Linked DNA regions of Homo sapiens: region 2 is linked to region 1. Evidence: chromatin contacts called from ENCODE Hi-C data. All regions are on one chromosome and are shown on one strand. The core of a region is the stretch at or near the end of the contact, and the rest is flanking DNA. Distances in the headings are between cores, read along the strand shown. Region 1 overlaps PPP3R1 (protein phosphatase 3 regulatory subunit B, alpha). Region 2 holds the start of ARHGAP25 (Rho GTPase activating protein 25).

The links. Hi-C counts contacts between places; a loop is a spot of excess contacts on that map. Pooled maps may share reads with other maps.
Region 2: a map with no recorded cell type shows a loop between it and region 1 (5-fold over the local background). The contact joins the promoter of ARHGAP25 here to the enhancer-like site in region 1. A Hi-C loop is called at or near these places in 4 of 37 single-sample maps with no recorded cell type and 4 of 50 pooled maps.

The regions. Positions count from the first base shown.
Region 1 is chr2:68,200,861-68,206,666 of GRCh38, forward strand. The region is part of intron 2 of PPP3R1 (protein phosphatase 3 regulatory subunit B, alpha); the gene reads right to left. Among named protein-coding and RNA genes, the nearest start is that of PNO1, 46 kb to the left of the region's middle. RefSeq lists an enhancer at 4,708-5,208. Within about 2 kb of position 2,836, at least 4 of the 41 ENCODE cell types and tissues checked have a DNase peak (open chromatin) inside an H3K27ac peak, as active enhancers do.
Region 2 is chr2:68,731,308-68,737,113 of GRCh38, forward strand. It overlaps ARHGAP25 (Rho GTPase activating protein 25), which reads left to right and starts at 3,504. Exons shown (of 11, transcript NM_001007231.3): 1 at 3,504-3,953. The coding sequence starts at 3,893.

The sequences.
Region 1 (5,806 bases), core at 1,586-4,085:
ACTGAAGGCCTGTGTATTATTGTTTTTCTCCTTTTGGTTTATCCACATTATGGTTCAAATCAATACAGGCAGTAAGTTAATGAAAAGCATGTATTCATAATATGATACAAATATACCTTCAAGTATTCTGTTATTAATAACCCTGCTTAAAGATATACTGTTTATTTTTTTAAACTAAAATGTATACTGCTTAGTTCAATGATACATCTTATTCAAAAGATCTGGCTCCTAAAGCATTTCTTTTTTCTATATATTAAGTCCAATCCCATCCCATTACATCACATTTTCCAGATCTTCCTCTTATTTTATCTACTGTTCCTATGTGATGTTGCATTTGAATGTTAGCTGCACCTTTCTTTAGCTTTGTACCACACTCCACTCCCCACCCTATTTTCCTTTAAAAAAAATTATATTTCCACAAAAGAATGCATATTTAAGAGTCTTCTTTTACTTTCAGCCTCCATTATTCAAGACTTACTTACACGTATGGCTCCTCCAAAGCTTAATGTGGTTTACTGCCAAGAATGTCATACTGCATCCCCCAGTTTCTTTTTTTTCTCTCGTTGACTTTTATCTTAACATTAAAAAATTCCACCACATAATTCATATAACGGCTTTTACTTTCTTCTTGAAGACATTCTTCACAGACAACTCTGCCATTTCGTTCTAATTTGAACCAACTGCTTTCTAGGCCTATGGCATAGTTGTTATCCTGAGATTTTCACTGGTGTGTTAGTTAGGAATTCCGTTTCTGGGGTCTCATTTCATCCTCTTTCTTGAACTTCTATTTCATTTTGCTAGGTACATATTCAAGAACTCGTTTAAGTTAACCTTCCCAAGTCCTTAAATTTCTGAAAATGTCTTTTTTTGTTCTCACATTTGAGTGATCATTTGGCTGTTATCAAATTCTGGATTAGAAACTCCGAACTTTGAATGTATTACTCCACTGCCTTCTACCAACTACTGCTGCTGTGAAGAAGTCCAATGCCAGCGGACTCCTATTCTTTTTAGGTAACAACTTCTATGTCTGGAGGCTTTTAGGGTTTTTTTACTCTTGAAATTTTAAAATTACAAAAGTTGAAACTAAACATAGATGTTCTTTCATCTAATCTTGGCAATCAGAATGCTTTTAAACAAAAGATTCAATTTTTCAAGAAAGAGAAATTTCTCCTTTTATTTCACTGATTATTTCCCCTTCTATGTTATCTAATACAGCTCCTGAAATTTCTTTCAGTCAGACGCTATCACTCTGTGTTCTCCAAATCATTCTTTCCTTGCACATTTTTCCATATCTTTTATCTTTTGCTCTAACATTCTGAGAAAGATTCAAGAAGTTTTATTTTTGTTACGCAGATAGCTAGACTTTTTCACTAGCTAAAGTAACTGATTTCTTCAAATTACTCAAATTTGTGCTAGATAACGAGATTACTATATGTCATGAACCTCATTACCGAAACTACAAATTTCTTAGTGCTGCCACAATACCAAAATTTGACAGTGTGGATAAAGCAAATAAAGCCAGTCCTTCCTTTTCTTTTTTCGTTTTTTGTTGTTGTTGTTGTTGTTGTTGTTGTTGTTTTTTGAGATGGAGTCTCGCTCTGTCTCCCACGCTGGAGTGCAATGACACAGACTCGGCTCACTGCAACCTCTGCCTCCTGGGTTCAAGTGATTCTCCTGTCTCAGCCTTCCAAGTAGCTGGGATTACGGGCACCCACAACCATGCCCGGCTAATTTTTCTATTTTTAGTAGAGACGAGGTTTCACCATGTTGGCCAGGCTGGTCACGAACTCCCGACCTCAGGTGATCCACTTGCCTCGGTCTCCCAAAGTGCTGGGATTACAGGTGTAAGCCACTGTGCCCGGCCAGTCCTTTACTTGAGACTACTTGTTTAAAAACTTGAAATATTTAATATATACTAGAGAGTTCAGGGAATTTTTTTTTTTTTTTTTTTTTTTTTTTTGAGACGGAGTCTCGCTCTGTCGCCCAGGCTGGAGTGCAGTGGCATGATCTCAGCTCACTGCAAGCTTCGCCTCCCAGGTTCACGCCATTCTCCTGCCTCAGCCTCCCGAGTAGCTGGGACTACAGGCACCCACCACCATACCCGGCTAATTTGAATCCAGGGATTATTAAAAACCGTCTGTAACACTAAAACAAGGTAACCCAAACTATTTAAGTTCATGTACTATACTTAAGAAAATCCTTTGTTCTTCTCGTCATTACTTAATTCTAATGCTTTACTGAGAGCAAGCAAAGCATAAGTAATTCTCAGTGACTAGGTGAATTAAATCAGAATTGAGATCACTAAATTACCAAGTAAATGATAAATGACAGCTGGTAAACTGTCTAAGAAACATTAACTGTATAATAAATTTATGAAGATGTTAATGTAAAGCAACAACTGCACAAGTCAATTTCAAAATTAACGGCATACAATGTTTTAACAATAAATGGCATTTTAGGGCCAGGCACAGTGGCTCACACCTGTAATCCCACCACTTTGGGAGGCCAAGGCGGGTGGATCACCTGAGGTCAGGAGTTCAACACCAGCCTGACCAACATGGTGAAACCTTGTCTCTAATACAAATACAAAATTAACCAGGTGTGGTGGCACATGCTTGTAATCCCAGCTACTCGGGAGGCTGAGGCAGGTGAATAGCTTGAACCCAGGAGGCAGAGGTTGCAGTGTGCCGAGATCGCGCCATTGCACTCCAGCCTGGGCAACAAGAAAGAAACTCTGTCTCAAAAAAAAAAAAATGCTGAAATGAAAGAGGAAATCAAATTAACTACAGATAACCTTTTTCTCTGAAAACACTGTTTTCAAAACAGCAAACCTCCCTGAGACGAATGTGATTAAGAGCAGACATTAACAGCAAAGTTATTATCCTTAAACTTTCACATCACCTGTAAATACTCAAACCAGAAACAAAACTGCCTGAATGTGAAACTGTTTACTAAAAACAGAAACAGCGTTCTAACGGCTAGAAGGGTTTCTACTGGCAGTTCATTATGCAAAAGGAGAGGTTCCTTCAGAGTCTGCCAAGCTCTTCTTAGGGGACCTTCTAACAAAAGAGAGATGAGACATCTTTTTAGATAAAAGATTTAATCTTTCACCTACATTTAGTCTACAAAACAGCCCTTGTGTTTACTAATTTTATCTAAACCACTCAGAATTACACTGGCTTTATCAAAAATTAGCTGAATCTGATTTTCCACTCTTACTTTCAATTGTGCCCCAATCTAGTCTTCTGCTTAAATTATCTAAGGTAGTATCTTGCACTCAGTCACTTTTCCAAAGTTATCATGCCAAGTTAGAACTAAGGCTTCCACTTTGAGCAAATCACCTCAACAGAGTATACATTTCCTAGTCCAGAGAGGTTAGCCAACAGACAGAAATAAAGTCACAACGGCCTAGAATAAATTCAATAAAAATCCAACACTGAATTGAATGACATATACATATATATACACACACACACTATATATATATATTCTGATATATATATATCAGAATACCTATGTCTTAGACAAATCTAGTCTTGCCTAGAATTATTCATGTAGACAATTATAACATTAATTTTGTAAGATTTACTGAAGACAGACTATATAATACTATGATTAAAAATATTGACTATGAAACATGATGGCCTAAGATCAAATCATGGCTTTGTTACTTCACCTGCTGTGTGACTTAAGCCAGTTATTTAAAGTCTCTTTGCTTCTATTTCCTCATCTGTACAATGGGGAAAGTAATTGTGCCCCTCTCCTGAGGCTAATATGAGAATTAAAAGAATTAATGTATGTAAAACGCTTAGAATAATTCCTGGGACATGGTAAGCACCATACCATTATGGATTGTTATTATTTATGAAAACAAATGGGGTGACTAGTAACTACCAGGTTTTCCCAAAGGTATACAGCCTTTAAAATTATCCAACGAGTTGTCTATGTAATCCAGCTCTGAGCTCTTGCTAGCTAATTCAGTCAACCAATTATTTACTCAGCATCTGCTTTATGCCAGGCATTATGCTTCCACTGTCAAAGTCCCAATTCTTTTACTGGTGAAAATTAGTTTGAACAGCCACTTATTATTAAAGTTTACAGTCTGCATGCCATTCTGAATTGTAATTAAATAATTATTTCTTATTGATTTTATTCTTGGTTACTTCCTTCTCCCCTTTTCCATTTATTTAAAAAGCCCCAACTTTTCAATAATAGAAAATTTCAAACACACACAAAGTTTGAAAAAAGAGTATAATGAATTCTATATGCTCATCATCCAGTTTCAACCATTAAACATAAGAAAAATGTTATCTATATCCCACCCCAGTTATTTCAGAGCAAATCCCAGACATATCATTTCCTTGTAAGTAATCAGTATTATCTTTTTTTTTTTTTTTTTTTGAAACGGCGTTTCACTCGTTGCCCAGGCTGCAGTGCAATGGCGCAATCTCAGCTCACTGCCACCTCTGCCTCCCGGGTTCAAGCAATTCTCCTGCCTCAGCCTCCCAAGTAGCTGGGTTTACAGGCATGCACCACCATGCCCTGCTAACTTTTTACATTTTTAGTAGAGATGGGGTTTCACCATGTCAGTCAGGCTGGTCTCGAACTCAGGTGATCCACCCACCTCGGCCTCCCAAAGTGCTGGGATTACAGGGGTGAGCCACTGCACCTAGCCTAAACAGTATTATCTCTAAAAGATAAAAACTCTTTAACACATCATAACATTATCACACCTAAAAATTAATTATTTGGTATCAAATAATCAGTGTTCAAATTTCCCCAAAGGTCACAAGTGATTTTGTAGATTTTTTAAATCAATCCAGATGTGGCAATTAGACAATGTGTTGATAAAATGAAGATGACCTTGATAGCAGTGTCCGTGGAGTTATAGCAGCCGAAAGCCAGATTGCAGTAGACCAAGAAATTAGCAGAAATAAGGAAATAAAGGTGATTGTGTAGGCTCTTCTTTTTTTTTTGAGAGGGGGTTTCGCTCTTGTTGCCCAGGCTGGAGTGCAATGGCGCGATCTCGGCTCACAGCAACCTCCACCTCCTGGGTTCAAGCCATTCTCCTGCCTCAGCCACCTGAGTAGCTGGGATTTAGGGATGCGCCACCACACTCGGCTAATTTTGTATTTTTAGTAGAGACGGGGTTTCTCCATGTTGGTCAGGCTGGTCTTGAACTCCGGACCTCAGGTGATCCGCCCGCCTCGGCCTCCCAAAGTGCTGGGATTACAGGCGTGAGCCACCGCGCCCGGCGGCTCTTAAAAGGTTCAAATACGTGAAAGAACAGAGAGAAACTTCCAGGTACATGCAGGATCAAAATCAAAGAGAAGTCGACTGTGTTATAAACTGAAGAGAGGAAGAAGCTGAAGACATATGGGAAAATAAAGAGAAACTTAACAAAGTAAGATCCTAGAGATGAGATAGCACAAGATCAAAAGCACAGGGGAAGGGCTAACCATGAAAAAGGGAGGCCTGATACTGAAGGAAAGGAGGTTAAGATTAAATGTGAGATCAGACAAGTTTCTCTTGTGGCAGGCAGAGGTGAGGGGGGAGGCCAACACTTAAATCATCCCCAAGTTTTCTCAGTCCCTAGTTTTCTCAAGCATTAGGAGCAAAATCATTTATTAAAACCAGGTAATGCAGGCAAGTTTGGGTAGAATGCTGATGATGTCGGTAACATATAAGGAGACTGAGAGAAATAACTACACAGGTCAAAGAATTAATCCACATTCTAATCCTACACAGCTTTCAAATGTCACCCCTTCCAGGAGGCTTTTCTTAATTTCCTTAACCAAAGGTCATT
Region 2 (5,806 bases), core at 2,254-4,753, 530 kb after region 1:
AGCTGGGATCTTGGGTGCCTCTTTTTTCTGCTGTAATAATTCTCCTGGGGCTATCAATTCTGTCACTCACATGACTCCTGTGTTGTTTTCCCTTCTTTCCATGCCCATGCTGCCGACCTCTCTCCCTCACTCTTCCTCTCTCTTAGATATCTGCCACAGCCTCCTCACCCCTATCCTGTTGAAAACTCCCTAGTGACCTCCGTTTTCCCCAGGATACAGTCAGAACTCTTTGTCAAGGTTTACCTGCCCTGTGTGATCCAGCCCTGCTCAGCCCTGACTATCTCTCCAGCTTCGTTTCTCCTCAGCCCCACCCCTTTCATCCTTCTTAGGAGCGACCTGAAGAACTTTCTTCTCTCCGTGCCTCATTCATATTGTTGGTTTTGTCTGGAATCCTTTTTCCAACCCCCTTGCCTCCCTAACTCATTTGTCAAGCCTTACTTTAAAAGACACTTCTTCCAGGAACCCTTCCTTCACTCCCCAAGTCCAGTTAGGCCCCTCGCATATACACCCCCCCTAGCTCCCTACACTTTCCCCAACATAGCTCTCTCACACTGTATTTAATCGTTCACTTAATTGTTCTTCTCCCCCAACAGACTGTAAGAGACAACAGCCGGTGTCAGGGCGGTGAGGTGGGGAAGCAGAAAACACGTCTGCTTGTTCACGAACGTTCTTCCAATGTCCAGCAAAAATTTGGTCCTTAATAAATCCGCTTATCATTCAACAAGCCAACAGATGGAACAATGTTTGCTTGCGCTACTGCAGATGCTAATTCAAACTTTGGGACCAGGCAAGGCATTTGGCTCTTCATTTTATGAAGATCAGAGAGAGGGAGCGCAGTACCCAGTTGACTGACCGAGAGAGAGCTCTGTGGTGGGGGAAGGCTGCTGTGTTGGGCCCTTGTGGGGAGTGTGCTTTCCATCTGATTGCCTTTCCGCATCTGCACAACTAACTTCCCCCATGGGTCACGAGTTTTTCCAAGACTGACAGGAACCTACCCTGAAAAGTAAAGGAAGTTCCCTGCGTGTTTCTTAATGACACCTTCAAAATATTTTCAACATTCCTCAGTTTAAAGGTCCCAGGACTGAAATTTTAGATGGTGTCGAATTCCCCCGTGGAGATGCTGCTGGGCCGGGCCAGACAGCTACCTCTCTCACACCCGCTTAATTAAGTTGGGATACGAAAAAGAGCAGTGGTGTTTGGGTCAGGCAGGCAGTAGTGCAATGTCTCCAAGTAGCTGAGTCAAGTTCAGCGGAATCCAGCTCCCTGGGGAGGCTGGAGGGTAGCTGGGTAGACTGGGTGAGTGTGGTGGATTGGAGTCTTGATCAGCAAACACTCCGGCCCTTCTTCCACCCCTCCGGCCCTTCTCCCTCCCCACTGCTGCTGAGGACTGGGTGTACTTCCGGCCTCACTGACTTTGAGCTTGGCCATGTGACCTGTGTTGGCCAATGGAATGTGAGCAGACAGGGTGTGCGCAGAGGCGTTAAATGCGCTTGCAAGGTTCTTCTCTCTTGTGCTCCTTTCATTCCTGAAGACAGGAGTATACACCAGGTCACCACTGTTCCTTCAGCCTCGTTCTCTGGATATACAGTTTGGATACATTTAGTTTGAGATGGCTACTATAGATCTAAGCAGAGATCCATGTGATTTGGAGTTCAGGGGGTCTGGGCTGGAAATACACATTGGAATCATCTGCAAATATGTGACATTTAAAGCCTTGAGACAGATGAGCTCACCAAGGTGTGAGTGTGGATGGAAAAAGAGTCCAGTCGAGTCTTGGTTTCCTTCAATATTTAGAGGTCAGAGAGATGAGAAGGAATCAGCAAGAAAACAGACACGGAAAAGCCAGAAAGGCAGGCAGACAGCCAGGCCAACCATGGGCCGTGGGAGCCCCATGGACAGAGGGCTCAGAGTTGGAGAGAGCTATCAAATGTGTCCGACACTGCTGATGGGCCCGTGAGATGAAGATGAAGCCCTGACCTGTGAGTTTAGTGACAGGGAAGTCGTAGGTATCCTTGATGAGAATATATTTTGTGGAGTCATAGGGGCAAAAACATCAACCAAGGGATTCGGGAGAGAATAAGAGGAGAGATATTTGCAAGTTAGACAATTCTTACTAAAGCTTGGTTCAGAAATGAAGGAGAGAAATGGGACTCTAGCCCAAGGGGGTGGTGGCATCCAGAGAGATTTTTTATGGGATAAAAAATAGTAAGTTTGAACGCTGACAGGAAGGATCAAAGAGAGAGAAGAAATTGATGATGCAATAGGGATGGGAGAGTGTTAACAGCCAGTTCACCCATTGTACCAAGAATAAGGTCAGGGATACAGCTTGCATGCAGGTAGGTGAGCAGATAGAGTGAGGGAAGCTTGTGGACATTCTCTTTCAGTTACATTGATTTTCTCAATGAAACGGGAACCCAGGTCGTCAGTAAGAGTAAGCAAGTGGCAGGTGAAGAAGAAAGTATGACAGAGTCATCTAGGAGAGTTGGAGAATGAATGGAGCAAGGCGTGCAGCTTAGATGCTGGCTAGCAGTGACTGTTCTGAGCACTTTGTACTGGCTTTTCTACTAAAGCCTCACAACAGCCTATGAAGTAAGCCCTATTATTTGCCCCATCTACAGATAAGAATTGAAGCACAAAGTGGTCAAGAAACTTGTCCATAGTCCCACAGCAGGAAAGCCAGGATTTGACTACCAGTGATCTGTTTCCAGGGCCCAAATGCTTAAGCACTAGGTTAGGCTGACCCAGTTAAACATGAAAGCTTGTCACAGAACTGAACTAAATAGAATAGAATAAAGGTTGAATTAATGTGTGTGGTGCAACCACTCTGTGTCAAGCTCTGCACTAGATTCCTCTGCAAAAACCCTTTGAGTTGTGGTTATTATCAACCCCATTTTACTGATGAGGACATTAAGGTCTGGAAAGATTCAGTTGCTTGTTCAAAAGTTGAAGAGCTAGCAAATGGAAGCCCACACCATGTATACAGCCCACACACCCTGATTCTAAAGCCCACACCCTGTGTACAATGCCAAAGAACCCTTAGGATATGTGAGTGGGTCGACCTAGCTTAAGTTGCTTCATTAAGCCAAATACATCAAAACCCTCCCTACATCAGGCTGAGATCACTTGCAAACTTTATCCTGAGCACCTGGAGAGCTTGCGACATGGTCCTTACAGCAGGAAGAATTTAAAAGAAGATAACTTTGGGGGAATGCTTGTTGTTTTTCTGACCATTTTTGGATGCTTGATCCGTTAGGTGAGGAAGAGGAGAGCTTAGAGTTGAAGTAGATGATGGGAGTTTCGACATTTTCTTCTAATTAAAACTGTAATCTTTTATAACAGAAGCAACCATTCTGGTTTTTCAAGCATTTCCAAAAACCATTTTCTCAAGAAAGAGTGCTCATAATGTATCATCTTCACTGAACAGCCACCCACTTCCTCAAATGCAAGGAAGCAGACAGTTAAAAAAGAAACACACACACACACACACAAAACCAAGAGGCAGCAGTTGTTTATCACGACCTCAACTCAGTAAGGCCTGAGATTCTTTCGAAAAGGAGCTTTGCTTCCCATGACGCAGAGGGAAGTGTCAACTGGGATATTTCTGGTAAAACTGAAAGCAAGAAAAGCAGGGTGCTAGCCCCTGTGGGACTGAGGGTGGAGGCTGGGGGAGTTTGGGTGCCATCCTCCAGTGACAGATGGATGGACCTTTCATCTAAGAGAAAGGAGGAGACACGTTGGCAAATCAGCCTCAAGCCTAAGATTGCTTGTGAAGCAATCATAAGGAGGAACAAAAACAGACACAAAAACAGAGGGAAAGAGTGAAAAGACAAGAAGGGCGCAAACTGTGACAGACTCACCGCTTCACTAACTACTCACTTAAACTGGAAGCAAAATGTCCCTAAAATTGCCAAGGAACTGGGATTTCAACCTGAAAGTGGAGGCTGCGAAAATAGGTATGGTTGGTGTCTTTTCGTTGCCTCTGTGATTCTTACGTATACTCGAGCACCATTTGCATGTTGGTCTGCAGGGAGCATAGTCTACTTAAAAATGGATCTCGCAGCAAATCTGAGTTTGAGGGACCATTTGCATTTAAGTTGGCATGCCAGGTCCAAGTTCTAAAATGCTGGGAGGGGGTTCTCTTTCATTTGGACAAAACAGTGGGATGGCACTCCTTGGTGTGCAGGATCTGGGGTACTTCGGATGATTTAAGGCTACAGACTACACACAAAACTGTGAGTTTTTAGCATATTCCATTTCCTTCCTGTTTGGAAACTCATCCATATTTTGAATGGTTCTGAACAGGAGCACAAAGACTAGAGTCTTTTGAAGTGCTCAATCTGTAAGTAAATTCAATGGGTGTTCTGTTTTGTGAGCCCAGGAGTCAAGGTGTATTAAAAGGTAGTAGCAAAAGGTAGACAACAAAAACAAGACAGGAACATAAAAACGTACTAAAGTATAATAAAGACCTTACTTAATAAAAATATAATTAAAGGAACAGAATGGGAGGGAATTCTTAGATGAGTTGGAAAAGAGATGTATTTTTTATTATTTTAAGGGAGACTGGCATATTTTCTGAGATAGTCTGGCCTTTAATCCATACCCTGTCCTTCTAATGATGATAGTGATACATTAAGTTTAATCTATATATTCGTTATGAAGTTCTTTACATAGATTTCTTCTATTGCTAAATTGGTCACAGTAATTCACATCAGAGCAATCGGGCTGAAAACTATTGCCTACATTTATGTATCTCACCCATACATGAGATAACTTCCTTGATATTAGATATAGATAAGTATTAAGGTGTTTCTAACAGCTTGGAGGAATTTTGCTTGGAAAAAGGTTTAGATTTGAACCTCTAATGGGGTTAAGTGTGCTACTAAAATAAGTGCTCCATTGAAAAGTCACAAGCGGAGCATTAATGATGTAGGTCTGAGAAAGGGTTTGAAAGAAAACAGAGTAATCAGAGAAGCCATTTATCTTGATAACTAGGGGAGATTAGCGTTCCCTAATCAAGCTGTGAATGATTGTATGCTGAGGTCAGTTCAGAGAAAAGGTAATGTTCATACCTCTTACAAAAGCAAGAGATTTTCCTCCTAACTATCATTGATACAAATGTACTTGGCTAATGCTCAATCTATGTCATACAAATTATATGGTTCTGTTCCTTTGAAAGTGTCCTGCTTCTACATAAATAAGGTCATTCTGCCTTCTCTCCACCTATGTTTGAACACAGGTTATTAGGGTCTTACTCTCCTTTGGTTTAAAAAACAAGAAAGTTGAGACAATTAATAGTTAAATGATTTTTTTCACAGATATAGGAAATTACCACACTAGAGCTCAAGACTGCATATACTCAGGTCTGGGATTTGATTGAGTGAATTTCATGATTTTTACCAATGTTTCTTAAAGCATGGTCCCATAGATAACCTATATCAGACTCACATCAAGTGCTGGCTAAAAATGCAGATTTCTGGGCACCATCCTTACAAAATCAGAATCTCTGGAGGAAGGCCCAGGATCCTGCATTTTGACAAGCACCCCCCACTTTCATCCTCACCTGAGGAAGAATTCCTGCTGTAGGTACTGTGGTCTATGTTCACTAGCCCCAGCAGACAGTTTTCACCCATTTAGTATAGGGCACAGTGCTTGTTCTTAACTGGGCACACAATAAATATTTGTTGGCTGAATGAATGCTTCAGCCAACAAAAACAAGCAGATGATGTTATTTAGTATTACTTAATGAAAAAATAATAATAAGGACATAATGAAATACAGAGGAGCCCTTGTCATTATCCATGCTATC